Linked DNA regions of Homo sapiens: all the other regions are linked to region 2. A link is an interaction called in ENCODE POLR2A ChIA-PET data of the cell type or tissue named here. Cell type or tissue: MCF 10A. All regions are shown on one strand.

Evidence for each region. Peaks named below come from ENCODE experiments on the same cell type or tissue, not always from the same donor. Only the 100,000 strongest peaks of a DNase experiment are listed, where the experiment ranks them.
Region 1: POLR2A ChIA-PET joins it to region 2 with 5 read pairs; 3 of 35 experiments call an interaction of 5 or more read pairs at or near these places.
Region 3: POLR2A ChIA-PET joins it to region 2 with 5 read pairs; 2 of 35 experiments call an interaction of 5 or more read pairs at or near these places.

What each region holds. Positions count from the first base shown.
Region 1 is chr20:5,064,050-5,069,049 of GRCh38, reverse strand. It overlaps a transcript of TMEM230 not described here. Among named protein-coding and RNA genes, the nearest start is that of TMEM230, 47 kb to the left of the region's middle. RefSeq lists an enhancer at 2,673-3,173. In MCF 10A, no CTCF peak of the experiment used is centred here; DNase peaks (open chromatin) are centred at 929 and 2,899.
Region 2 is chr20:4,896,133-4,901,132 of GRCh38, reverse strand. SLC23A2 (solute carrier family 23 member 2) reads left to right here. Exons shown (of 17, transcript NM_005116.6): 6 at 1,421-1,578. Among named protein-coding and RNA genes, the nearest start is that of RASSF2, 75 kb to the right of the region's middle. RefSeq lists an enhancer at 3,843-4,364. In MCF 10A, no CTCF peak of the experiment used is centred here; a DNase peak (open chromatin) is centred at 2,672.
Region 3 is chr20:4,840,140-4,845,139 of GRCh38, reverse strand. No RefSeq gene overlaps it. Among named protein-coding and RNA genes, the nearest start is that of RASSF2, 19 kb to the right of the region's middle. In MCF 10A, no CTCF peak of the experiment used is centred here; no DNase peak of the experiment used is centred here.

The DNA of each region.
Region 1 (5,000 bases), 170 kb before region 2:
GGGAATGTTCCATATGCCTAGAGGAGCAGGCCAAAGGAATTCCAGCTGCCCTCTACCCCCTATGCAACTCCTCTTGTGAATGGTGAGAATGGCGCAGACCACTCCCCATGGCCCCACCTCTGTTCCTGAGGGTAGGAGGATTCCTGTCCCCTTCATACCATCCTTGGTACTGAGAGCGATGCTGAAGAGACTGGGATGCTCATATTCTCACAAAGGGACTGCAGGGTGGTACAGATGGCTGGATGCCCAGTACTACATCCATTCTCCCCTTTTTCTTTAGTAATAGAACCACTGAACCTTAGCTGGATGAGTAATAAAACCGCTGGATAATCTTGGCCTAACATGGTGATATGATTTGGCTCTGTGTCCCCACCCGAATCTCACTTTGAATTGTAATCCCTGTAATTCCCATGTATCAAAGGAGGTACTAGGTGGAGGTAATTGGATCATGGGGTGGTTTCCCCCAAGCTGTTCTTGTGATAGTGAGTGACTCTCATGAGATCTGATGGTTTTATAAGCATCTGGCATTTCCCCTGCTTGCACTCACTCTGTCCTGGTGCGCTGTGAAGAAGGTGCCTGCTTCTCCTTTGCCTTCCACCATGATTGTAAGTTTCCTGAGGCCTCCCTGGCAATGCAGAACTGTGAGTCAATTAAACTTCTTTTCTTTATAAATTACCTAATCTCGGATATTTCTTCATAGCAGTGTGAGAACAGACTAATACGCACAGCCATTAATAGAAAAGCTACGTTTTCCAGCATGCCTTCTAACTAGGTATGGTCATGTGGCTAGGTTCTGACCAATGGAACACAGGTGGAAGTTGTTGGAGAAAACGCCTTAAAACGGGAACAGCTGCAATATCAGCTGCAAGACATTCTTTTACCTTTCCACCTGCCTGGGACCTGGATGTGGAACTGCAGTGTGCCTTGCAAACTTGAAGAGAACGACCTTGATAATGGATGGTGAAGCAAGAAAGAGGAGCCTGAGGCTGAGCGCAGTGACTCACACCTGTAATCCCAGCACTTTGGGAGGCTAAGGTGGGCAGATTGCTTGAGCCCAGGAATTTGAGACCAGCCTGGATAACGGTGAGACTCCATCTCTTGTCTCTACAAAAAAATTTTAAAAATAGCCAGGTCTGGTGGTGCATGCCTGTACTCCCAGCTACTCTGGAGGCTGAGGTGGGAGGATCACTTGAGCACAGGAGGCGGAGGTTGTAGTGAGTCATGACTGTGCCACTGTACTTCAGCCTGGGCAACAGAGTGAGACTCTGTCTTAAAAAAAAAAAAAAAGCAGAGGGGGGCTGGGTGGGGAGGCCGGGTGTGGTGGCTCATGCCTTAATCCCAGAACTTTGGGAGGTTGAGGTAGGTGGATCATGAGGTCGGGAGTTCGAGACCAGCCTGGCCAACATAGTGAAACCCTGCCTCTACTAAAAATACAAAAATTAGCCGGGTGTGGTGGCACGCACTTGTAGTCCCAGCTACTCGGGAGGCTGAGGCAGGAGAATCGCTTGAACCCAGGAGGTGGAGGTTGTGGTGAGCCAAGATGGCACCATTGCACTCCAGCCTGGGTGACAGAGCAAGACTGTCTTAAAATATATATATATATATATATATATATATATATATATATATATATATATATGAGCCTAAACACTGTTGACATTGTGGCATATTCATCTGCAGCGTGGTGGGCAGTTCCAGGACACCTGACATGTTCCCACTGCAGAAACCACACGGGTTTCTCCAGCACCACTGAGACTTGCTCAGCCTGTGTAGAGTAGCCTGGACATACTGGGGCTTTATTTTCCTGAGGACAACCCTCAACCAATGAGTGCCAGGAATCAGTGAGTAACTGCCCACCTGTTTTCCCCCCTCACCGGATAATTCTGAAGCATCTTTTACCCAGCTCTGCAGAGGATCCCTGCAGGACTGAGCCTGGTGCCCGCAGTGATCATCTGCACTTCAATGCACCTTTCCTTGGCTTTCCGCCCTGCGCCGTTTCTCACTTCTCCACTACTTGGAGTCCTTTCCAAAGAAACTATCCATACCTGAAATCTACTTTTACGTAAACCCAAGCTAAGACGGTGGAATATTGCTTCATTTTGAAGTCAGTGGGAGCAATTAAAAGCTTAAACAGGGGCTTGGATGTATGTGGATTGGCAGCTGAGGACCCCAGGGGTGGGGGCCAGAGACTGGAAACAGGTGAGTGAGGGGATGAACACCCTCCTGCCTGTGAGGGATGATGAGCATGAACCCGGGTCAGCGAAGTTCTGTCTGACCCAAGGGACAGTCAAGGTGTGACCTCGTTAATCACAGGTGTGAATAACCAGGAGGAGGGTCCTTGGGTATGTTTGGGGTTTTGATTTTTTTTTTTTTTTTTTTGAGACAGAGTCTCTCTCGCTCTATCGCCCAGGCTGGAGTGCAGTGGCACAATCTCACTGCAACCTCTGCCCCCCGGGTTCAAGCTATTCTCCTGCTTCAGCCTCCCAAGTAGCTGGGACTACAGGCATACGCCACCACACCCAGCTAATTTTTTTGTACTTTTAGTAGAAACGGGGTTTCACCATGTTGGCCAGGCTGGTCTCAAACTCCTGACTTCAGATGATCCTCACACCTCAGCCTCCCAAAGTGCTGGGATTACAGGCGTGAGCCACCGCGCCCAGGCAACATTTTTGTTTTTTAAAAAATGTTCTCTTTCCTCTGCTCCCTAGTTTTGCCTTTTCTGGGATGCTCCAGAACTCTAGGAGGACAAAAAAGCCCTTCATGTCCAACATTAGAGGAAGGCAGCATCCTCCAAAGAAGAGTGACTCACCCTGACCAGCTGGCAGAGAAGCCCAAGGCCAGGCCCTGGGATGTGGAGAGCCAGTCCCAGCCTGGTCTGGAAGGAGGCGTGCCAGGGTGGCAATGATGCATCACCCACGTGGTTTACTGGCCTTGACTAACCTGACCATGACTTAGCAAAGCTGTGAGGTTTCCCAGTCTGGGCCAATATGGGTGTGCGGGTAGAATACAGCCAGCATGGGGAGGCGAAGGCCTGAGCAGCATGCCAAAACCGGGAACTTGTGGCCTCCTTCGCCATCACCGCAGCCCCTCTCCACCCTTCCTCACATCAGCCCCTGCTTCCCCGGTCATTCCAGGGACGGGGGTCTCCAGTGCAGCCCACTCCTCGTCATGGTATTACTCCAGTACAACTCCAATCTGACCTACAGTTTTGGTGTTTGGCATGGCAGGGGCGTGATCCCTACTACATACAACCAGTGAGTCACAGACCTTTGGTCCAGTCTGTGGACTGGTCACTTCCTGTCCTTCATATGAGCTCCCACAGAACCCGGGTCCTGCTCCAGAGCCCAGGCGTTAGACAGGCCCTGGCCTTAACCCGGTTATCTCAGAGGCATCCCACATGCGTCCAGGACACCTGGGAAGCTGGTGGTAGTGAGGAGTGAAGGGCAGTAGGGGGCCTCTGCTCTGGCCCCCTGGCTTCCTGCAAGCCAGGAAAATAGGCCCCACTCACAGCCACTTCTCCCCTGCTGGCTAGCCTCAAAGAGATCATTAGAGGGACTTTGCTGCCCATAACAACAAGGACCATTGGTGAAAACAAGCAGCTCAGGGAAATGGATCATGGAAATCACAGAAACAGAGATTTCTCTGTTCCCATCCCCTAAGATCACCAGTGCCCCTGCTCCTGACAATTGGTCACCTCTCAGCCAACATCTGAGCCTCTGGTGTCCCTTCCTTGTGACAGAGTTCATGATACTCATGGGTTATTTCAATGCATTGGGAAGTTAATCTTTTTTTTTTTGAGAGATGGGGTCTTGCCATGTTGCCTAGGCTGTTCTCAAACTCGAGCTCAGGTGATCTTTCCCACCTCGGCCTCCCAAAGTGCTGGGATCACAGGTGAGAGCCACCACACCTGGCTGAGGAAGTTAGTCTTTATAATGAGACTAAACCTGCCTTCCTATATTTTTCATCTTTTCATGTGCTTATTGGATATTTGCATTTCATTCATGGAAAAAAAAAGATATCTTTTTGGTTTTTGTTTTTTTAATAGAGATGAGATCTCACTTTGTTGGCCCAGGCTGGTCTCAAACTCCTAAGCTCAAGTGATCTTCCCACCTTGGTCTCCCAAAGTGCTGGGATTACAGGCATGAGCCACCACGCCTAGCCCCTGGTATTTTTTTAATCTGTACAAGTATCTGTACTTTGGTTTTCTTTCTTACTACAAATGCTATCTTTGTTTTCAACTCTTTTTTTTCTTTGATCACCTTTTTCAAAAATGTCCATTTTATTATTTTTCCTTCATTGAATTAGCATTTGGTTTGATAAAATTTATTATTGAGTTTTGTTTTCATTTGATTTATTTTTGTTTTCATCTTTAGTAATTTTTGCTTATACTTCCTTTGGACTTATTTTGCTATTCACTTGTCAGCCTCCTAGGTAGAAAATTTAATTTACTTAATGTCAGTCTTTTTTTATTTTGAGACGGAGTTTCGCTCTTGTTGCCCAGGCTGGAGTGCAATGGCGTGATCTTGGCTCACCGCAACCTCCACCTCCTGGGTTCAAGCGATTCTCCTTCCTTAGCCTCCCAAGTAGCTGGGATTACACCCACGCCCCACCACACCCAGCTAATTTTGTGTTTTTAATAGAGATGGGGTTTCTCCATGTTGGTCAGGCTGGTCTTGAACTCTCGAACTCAGGTGATCCACCTGCCTCGGCCTCCCAAAGTGCTGGGATTACAGGCGTGAGCCACTGCACCCGGCCTGATAATGTTTTTGTTTTTGTTGTTTTTGAGATGGAGTCTTGTTCTGTTGCCCAGGCTGGAGTGTAGTGGTGCAATCTCAGCACACTGCAACCTCCGCCTCCTGGGTTCAAGTGATTCTCCTGCCTCAGCCTCCCGAGTAGCTGGGACTACAGGTGTGCGCTACCACACCTGTCTAATTTTTGTATTTTTAGTAGAGACAGGGTTTCACCATATTGGCCAGGCTGGTCTCGAACTCCTGACCTCA
Region 2 (5,000 bases):
TGGGCTGAGCATTCTGAACCAGATTCAGGAAGGACACTTTTTGGAATGTTTATCTTATAAATGTTCCCAGCAGTCTTCCCTGGTCAGATAGGAGTGGGAAACCCTGCCTGCATCATGCCCTTCCTGACGATTCAGAGTACATAAAGTTGTGAGCAGCCCTGAGACATCCTGAACAGGAGTATTTCACCCCAGGAAACTCCTTTACAGTCGGGCTTCATGGGCTGCATGTGGCATGTTTGGCTAACGTGGGCAGGAATGGGAAGCTGCTGGAAGAAAAGTAGGAAGTTTGCAGAACAGAAATAAGAACTGGTCAACAGGGGAAGGGAGGGAAGTGAGTCGTGAGTGCTGGGACTATCCTACCAGGGCTACAGGTGTGGCGGGGGGTTGGGGGGACTCCCAAAGGAAAGTGGGATGGGGTTCTTTCTGGAAGATTCCCATGGCTACTGTACGCCCTTAACCCTGCCCTGACTGGAACAGACGAATTCTTTGTTTTCGAAAACAATGCCAGCTCACAGAAAAAGACAGAAAACACTCCATGCGTATGTAACTTATGAAGCTTATGTAACTTTAATCCCCAGACATGAAAGAACTTTTTTAAAGAAATAGACTAATTAACCTAGAAATGTAGATGCAAAATTCTGTATAAAATATTAGCAAATCAAATCCCAGAAGAAAAATACAGTATGACTAACTAGGGTTTGTTTCAAGCATGCAAGAATAGTTCAGCACATCACAATTCATGATAACAGATTAGAGGAGAAAGGCCTTATGGTTTTAGCAATTTATGCCAGAAAAGCATTTTGGGGAAGAAACCCAAATATTTCTAATAAGAATTACATAAGTAAAATATCACCAGTGCTGATATTGACTGTTTCCTTTGTGAGGCATGGATTCATCCAAGTAATAAGTAATAATGACAGTGAATAGTAAGACAATAAAATGTAATGAAAAGGAGAAATGCAGCTGGGCGTGGTGGCTCACGCCTGTAATCCCAGCACTTTGGAGAGGGAGAGGCAGGCGGATCGCTTGAGCCCAGGTGTTTGACACCAGCTTTGCCAACACGGTGAAAACCCATCGCTACAAAAAATACAAAAATAAGCTGGGCGTGGTGGTGCGCCCCTGTAATCCCAGCTATTTGGGAGGTTGAAGCAGGAGAATTGCTTGAGCCTGGGAGGTGGAGGTCACAGTGAGCCAAGATCGCACCATTGCACTCCGTCGAGGGCAATGGGAGTGAAACTGTCTTAACAACAAAGGAGAAATACTGAAAAAGAAGGAAAAAAGTATGGCTTGGTCGAAAAACCAAGGAGATTCTTTATGTGGGCTATTTTTTAACGACAATAAGAGAGAAGAATTAGGATGAAATCAAGAATAAATGAGGAAGGGTTTACTGTTTCTCCTCTGACCCTTTTCCTGCCCACAGCACTACCTGACATGCTTCAGCGGCACGATCGCAGTGCCCTTCCTGTTGGCCGATGCCATGTGTGTGGGGTACGACCAGTGGGCCACCAGCCAGCTCATTGGGACCATTTTCTTCTGTGTGGGAATCACTACTTTGCTACAGACAACGTTTGGATGCAGGTGAGATTGGGGTACTAATGGGGGATGCCAAAGCCCCCAGAAGGCATTGAGCGCAGAAGGCATTGAGCTGCGCCGTTTGCCTAGGGCTGTTGGCAAGGACAGAATGGAGGCACGGGAATGTCCTAGTGGCCGTTGGTCCCCACCCCTCAGTGTTCCTCCCAGTCATTTCCTCTCTTGGTGAATGGCACCACCGCCACCTTCCCCTACCCAGTTGTCCAAGCTGGAAACTCAGCCTCACTCTCCTTCCCCTGCCCCCTTGGCAAGTCATGCTCGCTCCCCAGCACCCCTCTGTGCCCCTATTCCTTACGTTCAGACCAGAGTGTCCCACCAGGCTCCCCGTTGGCTTCCCTGCCTCCAGGGCACTGCTCTTGGACTCACTTTGTGCCCCACACCCAGTGCCATCTTTCTACTTCCACACCCTCCTCAGGGTGAGCCACACTGCAGCTCTCCTCCCTTTTTACACACCAGGCTGCACCCAGCATTTAGGCTTGCCCTTGCTCTCTGCCCCACTTCCATCTCCAGCCATGCCTCTGAGCCCTGTCTCCTGCCTTCCCTGGCCTCACTCCCAAGGGCCCGCTGTCTACCTTCTTGTGTGTCTTCCCTCAACCCGCCTGGCACACAACAGCTCATCCTCCAGGCCCAGCTTGTCCTGCCCTCCCGACTCTGTGGAGCCCTTCATTGTTCTCTGAATTCCCACCTTGTTTTCATCCTTCCAGTGTGGCCTTTATTCCAGTTTGTCCTTTTTGTTTCTATGTCTTTTTCCCACGGTGCTTCCTCCTTGATGCCAGGGCTTTGGCTTGTTCACTTCTGCATTTCCAGCCACCAGCTTAAATGGACGTGGAGCTGGCACAGGAAGGAAGAGAAACATCCTTATCTACCTTCCTACCTCCTCCTGCAAGCTTGTCTTTTCCTCTCCTTTCCTGCTCCTCTCCCCTCTTCGCAGTGCAGCCTCTTGCTTTACCCCAGGGCACTGCTCAGGAAGTGGAGCCTGCTCTGGCAGGACTGTCCTAAGTTCACGGCCAGCTGTCTCTTGCTCTGTCAGAGACAGGCTGAGTAAGGCCTGGCCCTCCCTGCGGTGGGAGGTGGGTGTGAGCTGAAGTCAGGGACTGCATTCTGATGAGTCAGAATCCTTCGGGACCTCAGGGTTGCCCTAACGCGGCACGGGGATAGGGGAGCCTTGGAGGGCGGTGAGCCATGTGCAGGTGTTCTGGTTGCCAGGATAGGCCACACCCTGGGAGGGTAGGCTGCAGGTCTGCTGATGGAAAGAAGCTATGTGGACTAAAGGCTTTGGGGCTGGCAAGCTCTGATGGTTCCCAGATCCCAGCCCTTGCTAGTCTGCCCACAACCACCAAGCTGGGCTGAAGGGAGGAGGGTCTCCTCAAACCCCCCAGGGGGCAGGGCAGGGATATCACTGACCGACTAGGGGAAGGAGATGTGGTCTGGGCCTTCCAAGAAGGGCTCAACCTGACTAGCACCCTCTTTCATTCTTTGGGTACAGTGTTCAGGGCTCTGTGCTTCAAGTCCAGAGTGCACGGCAGAGCTTTTTTTGGCTCACTCAGGATCCTTACCTTGCCCATGGAGCACTGGTTCTCTGGGGAGATGTTCTTTTTCTAAACCGCTGACTTATCCGTGGATTTGTAGGCATAATCCCTCTGTGAATTTGGTCAGTGTCTCTAGCTGAGCATTATTGGTTGACCTGAATAGGGGATGAAAGCTGTGTTTATTGCAGTGAAGTGTGTACCGTGTGCAGCTCTGCCCCAGCTCATGCCAAGGAGGCCAGGCCTGGCCAGCAGCTGAGCCTGATGGGCAAAGTTGCTAATGGGACACAGAAGGGAGGGCCTGGGGGAACTTGGGGTAAATACTTTTGGTCACAGAGGGCATCATCTTGCCCACTGTTGGGGCACAAGACCTAAACAGAACTACCTGGGTCAGCGTGGTTCACCTCCCTGCTGGCCTGGGAAGCAGTTTGAGCGGAGTAAGAACAGGAGAGGGATTTGACACCCTACTGGGATGGCTCAGGGACCCAAAATGCAGAGCTGTGGCCTGGAGGAGGGTGCGTGTCTGTGCGCCCCATGCCCACAAGGCTGGGTGAAAGCAGCCTTTCTTGCTGTGTTTGTGAGGAGTCAGAGTGAGTCCCCCATGACCTTTGGCTGTGCAAGGAATGGCAGCCCCACCCCTGCTTCCATCCTCCCCACAGTGTGGCCATTTGCTTAGTCATAAATCAGGTGGTGCTGACTCTAATCACGTCAGCAACTGTGTGCTGCTGGGCAGGTGCAGGTGTGCTGGGGACTTTGGTGGGGTGTTGGGCTTGTGATAGGGGTTTTCTATGGTTGTCGGGGTGTGGGTGGTGCCCGTTCTCTTAACCTGGGCAAAGAGAAAGAGTACTGGCTCAGCCCTGCAGATATTCAGTGACTGGTCTATGTGGCAGGTGCGGGGCCTGGCCATTGTGGGGCGCAATGGTGACATCGAAGCACATGGCTTGCAGCACGAAGGGCAGCGCCATCAGGGAGACACAGTGCATCCTCCAGGGGACTTGGTGGGAGCCCTGGAGGAGGTGGTGTTTGAGACAGGCCCTGCAGGCTCCAAGGGCTCTGCCCAGGAGGGCTGAGGGAGCAGCTTCCATCCCAGCAGGGGCAGGAGCAAAGGCAGGAAGTCACAGCCTGGCATGATCCCCCTGCCCAGGCACACAGAGGCCAGAGCTTGGGACTTATCAACAGGCACAGGGAGCATTCAATGGCTTTGTTAGCAGGGGACTCGCCCCCGGGGCTGTGCCTTGAAGGACGTTACTTGGTTACTTAGTATAGGGGGTGAGGACCATCCCAGGGGATCAGTGACATCCATGAGAAAGGTGATGGGGGCCTAGGCAAGCCTCAGGGGTGTGGGATAGGAAGGTGACTGTGCTAGGACTGAACTCATTCCCCAGTCTCACTCTTTCTCGTCCTGGGGGTCCCTTCCTGCTTTGAATCCTTAGCTGGAAAGAGAAGCAGCACGGAATGGAATGTGCTTCATGTGTCCTGATTAAAGAATCTTTCCAGTGGAGCGGCTTAGAGAGAGCCTTTGGGATGGGGGAGGGGAGCGCCCCTGCCAGCACCTTGTGGGCAGTCTGGGCCTCCCAGGCTGAGGGGGGCTTTTGCTGTGAATCTGAGCCTGCAGTGCTGTGTGTTGCCTGCACCCCTTGCTTCCTCTCCGACCAGCAGGTGGGCAGTGAGCTGGGGCTCCGGTGGGGGCTCCTGCTCCGCACGGCCTCAGACCCTGTCTGCAGACCTTCTTCCGTGTGGGTCCTTAGCACACTTGGGGGCCTGCTGTGCAGGGGGCTGCGTGTCTGAGGCAGCGAAGGGGCACTGAGGCAACGAGAGAGGCCGCTGGTTCCCCCCTTGACTGGCCAGTCACCGTGGGGGGCACGTTTGCTGCACCCCATGTTC
Region 3 (5,000 bases), 56 kb after region 2:
ATCACGTGTGGCATAACTCCTAAATTTTGCAGAGATAAGTTAATACTCTTCATTTCAGCTGATTATTTGAATTTCTCTTGTATTCTTTCTTCTAGCTATAAATTCTTACTGTGTGCTTATACTACACAATTTTATACAGTGTATTAGCCTGTTAGATTTCACTATGTGTTTTGAAAGGTCTATTGCTCACCACTGTTTCCTCTTTTCTTTACTCTGTCTCAACTTGATATCTCTGTTTTGAGTCATTTGGTTTTTTTTCCCCCTCCCCCCCTCCCCTCCCCCCTCCCCTCCCCTCCCCTCCCCTCCCCTCCCCTTCCTTCCTTCCTTCCTTCCTTCCTTCCTTCCTTCCTTCCTTCGTTCCCTCCTTCCTTTTCTTGAGACAGGCCTTGCTCTGTCACCCAGGCTGGAGTGTAGTGGCATGATCACAGCTCACTGCAGCCTTGACCTCCCAGGTTCAAGGGATCCTCCTACCTTAGCCTCCCAAATGGCTGGGACTACAGGCATATACTACCACACCCAGCTAATTTTTGTATTAATATGTTGTGTAGAGATGAGGTTCTGCCATGCTCCCCAGGCTGGTCTTGAAGTCCTGGTCTCAGGCAATCCACCCGCCTTTGCATCCCAAAGTGCTGTGATTATAGGCCTGAGCCACCGTGTCCAGCCTGAGTCGTTTGTTTTTAGACAGAGTTCTTTTCTGTGAGATTTCATTCTAAGGTACAGTACATTCTGATGTTTCTCGTGTCCATAACTTTTTTTACTCTGACATGTCAGTGATATCTTAGTCTAGTAGAAAAGATTCTTAGTTTGCTGTTTTATTATTTATTTATTTTTTAAAATCAGTACTTGTTATTCCACTATCTGTTAGCTTCCTGTGTTGGCCATCCTTTCATTTAATTCATCAACCAAATATGTTAATTTAAAAGTTACATTTGTATGCAGGGATCCTGTGCCATAAAAAATTACATTTTGATAATTGTGCTTAAAGAATTCTCTTTAAAAGGCTGGGCACAGTGGCTCATGCCTGTAATCTTAGCACTTTGAGAGGCCAAGGCAGGCAGATCACTTGAGGTCAGGAGTTCAAGGCTAGCCTGGTCAACATGGCAAAACCCCGTCTCTACTGAAAATACAAAAATTAACCAGGCATGGTAATCCCAGCTACTTGGGAGGCTGAAGCAGAATAATTGCTTGAACCTGGAAGGCGGAGGTTGCATTTGAGCCGAGATCGTGCCGCTGCACTCTAGCCTGGGCAAAAGAGGCTGACTCCGTCTCAAAAAAAAAAAGAAAAAGAAAAAGAATTATATTTAAAATACTTTCACGAAGTAAAAAAAAAAAAGGTGGAGAGATAAAGCATGTGTCAAATTGTGGTTAGATGAGAGCACATGCATATTTTTAAGAGATGTGCTTTGAAATATGTAGGGGTGATATGACATGGTGTCCGAAATTTGCTTTAAAATACATAGTTGAACAAAGCTACAGTAATCAAAACAGTGTGGTGCTATCATAGAGACAGATAGATAGACCAATGTTATAGAATAGAGAACCCAGAAATAAACCCTCACACATATGGTCAAATGGTTGTTTTTTTTCCCCCCGAGATGGAGTTTTGCTCTGTCACCAGGCTGGAGTGCAGTGGCATGATCTTGGCTCACTGCAACCTCTGCCTCCCAGGTTCAAGCTATTCTCCTGCCTCAGCCTCCCGAGTAGCTGGGATTACAGGCACTCACCACCATGCCCAGCTAATTTTTGTATTTTTAGTAGAGATGGGGTTTCACCATGTTGGCCAGATTGGTCTCAAATTCCTGACCTCAAGGTGATCCACCTGCCTCAGCCTCCCAAAGTGCTGGGATTACAGGCATGAACCACCACGCCCGGCCAGTTAAATGGTTTTTATTTTGACCATTTATTAGGAGAAAAGACCGTCTTTTCATCAAATGATGCCGAAAAACTAGATATCCATAGAGAAAAGAATAAGTTGAACCCTTACCAAACACCATATACAAAAATTAACTCATTAGGGACCAAAGACCTACATGTAAGATCTGAAACTATAAAACTCGTAAAAGAAAGCATAGGGCAAAATCTTCATGACAAAATTGGACTATATACACATTTTTTAAATTGTGCATCAAAAGATAATATCAGAGTAAACAGCCAACCCACAGAATGGGAGAAAATATTTGCAAATCATATATCTGATAAGGGATTACTATCCAGAACATTTAGAAAACCCCTAATAACAACAACAAAAACAAACAATGCAATTCAAAAATGAGCAAAGGACTTGAATAGACATTTCTTCAAAGAATACAATACAATATACAATTGACCAATAAGCAATGAAAAGATGTCCAACCTCAGTAATCATTGGGGAACTACAAATCAAAACAATAATGAGGTATCATTTTATGCCCATTAGGATGGCTACTATCAAAAAAAATGGAAAATATTAATAATAAGTGTTGGTGAGGATGCGGAGACATTGGAATCCCTGTGCTCGGTTGGTGAGAATGTAAAATGGTATATCACTATGAAAAACAGTATGGTGGTTCCTCAAAAAAATAGTAATAGAATTACCATATGATTTGGGAGGCTGAGGCAGGTGAATCACAAGGTCAGGAGTTCGAGACCAGCCTGGCCAACATGGTGAAACCCTGTCTCTACTAAAAATACAAAAATTAGCCGGGCGAGTGGCATGCACCTGTAATCCCAACTACTCAGGAGGCTGAGGCAGGAGCATCGCTTAAACCCGGGAGGTGGAGGTTGCAGTGAGCTGAGATCGTGCCATTGCACTCCAGCCTGGGCAACAGAGTGAGGCTGTCTCAAAAAAAAATTACTATATGATTCAGCAATCCCATTTCTGGGTACATACCCAAAAGAACTGAAAGCAGGGTCCCAAAGATATCTGGGCACTGATGTTTACAACAGCATTATTCACAAGTTAAAAAAATGGAAGCAACCCAAGTGTTCATGGGTTGAATGAATAAGCAAATCCATTCAACCTATGGATGAATGGATAAGCAAATTGTTGTATAAATATACAATGGAACACCACTCAACCTTACAAAGAGAGGAAATTCTGACACATTTATCTGTGTTGTACCTTGAGGACATTATGCTAAGTGAAATAAGCCAGTCGCAAAAAGACAAATATTATATAATTCCAATTATATGAGGTACTTAGAGTAATCAAAATCATAGAAAGTAGAATGGCTGTTGCTGGGGGATGGGAGCAGGGGGGAGATGGAGAGTTGTTTGTTTGTTTGTTTGTTTTGTTTTGTTTTGTTTTTCGAGACGGAGTCTAGCTCTGTCTCCCAGGCTGGAGTGCAGTGGTGCGATCTCGGCTCACTGCAACCTCTGCCTCCCAGGTTCAAGTGATTCTCCTGCCTCAGCCTCCCAAGTAGCTGGGATTACGGGTGCCCGCCAGCATGCCCAGCTAATTTTGTATTTTTAGTAGAGACGGGGTTTCACTGTGTTGGCCAGGCTGGTCTGGAACTCCTGACCTTGTGATCCACCCACTTCAACGTCCCAAAGTGCTGAGATTACAAGCGTGAGCCACCGCGCCCCGCCAAGAGTTATTGTTTAATGGGGACAGAGTTTCAGTTTTACAATATGAAAGAGTTCTAGAGATGGATAGTGATGACAATATTATGAATGTATTTCATACCACTGAACTATAAACTTAAAAATGGTTAAGATGGAAAAATTATGTGCATTTTATCACAGTTTTAAAGGTTAATGGGAAAAATTACTGACAGAAGACAAGAAGTTGATGAAACATGTGTGGCAAAATCTTTATGGCTGTTAAATCCGGCTGATGGCATATGGAGATCTATTATATGTTTTACTGTGTGTATGTAAATATTCATGATAAAACTAAATTTTTTAGTTCCAGAAATTTTTTTTTGGTGCTATTCTCAACTCTTTCTAGGAGCTCTTCTAATTTTTTGTTCATGCTGGGGTCTGGCAGCTGACTGAGCAAAGTCAAGGAAGCATAAAACAGCAGAGCAGGTGCAGGGAGCAACAAGCACTTCAGCCTTGTTGGTGCATACAATGTGAACAGAGAGAAGTAAGTAATGAAAATGGAGCCTCTAGCAAGGGCTGGCTAATGGGCTGCCCTGTAGGCCTCAGCAGATGATGTTCTCTCCCCGTTCTCTACACCCCTGGCCCACCTGCATTCCCCTGCAGCTGCAAAGGAGGACAGTTTCCAGCACACTGACAGCTTCCTGCTTCAAGCATCTGTACATCTTGCTTTTCCTCTGCTTAAGGTTTGGGTATCATGGGAGTTTCCTCAGCTGACAGCAGGTATATCCTGGAAGTGAGGGAGGCAGGATCTTAATCTTAACAATGCAAGGCGGGACTTAGTGGGAAAATGCCCCAGCCTTCTACCCTCCGATAGGATGATTCAGAGGAATGTTCCACACAGTATCGCAGAGGACCTACAGGATTGAGCTGCAGTTGCCTACAGGGGGAACCATGTGCACCCAAATTCTTGTCTCAAGGTGTGGTGATTTGAAAATATATTCACAAATTCTTTGACACTCCTCCCTTCAATAGATGGAGCTAATTTCCCTCCTCTTGAGTACGGGCAGATTTAGTGACTGCTTCTAAGGAATAGACTACAGTAGCTGTGATGTGTGTCTTCCAAGGCTAGGTCATAAAAGACTTTACAAATCTCCACCTTGTTCTTTTGAATCATGCCATGGATGCATGCAAGCATGCCTATCAAGGGACAGAACCAAGGCCCTCTGACAATATCCATCTGCCTGAGCCATCTTAGAAGTGGATTCACCAGCCCCAGTCAAGCCTTCAGATGATTGCAGCTCCAGCTGACATCCTGATAGCAACCCAGTGAGAGCCCCTGAGCCTGAACCACTCAGCTGAGCTGCTCCCAAATCCATAACCCACAATAACTGTAAGAAATAATGAGTGTTTGTTATTGTTTTAAGCTGCAAACTTTTGCAGTAATTTGTTCTGTAGCAATAGATAATACGCAGGGGCTG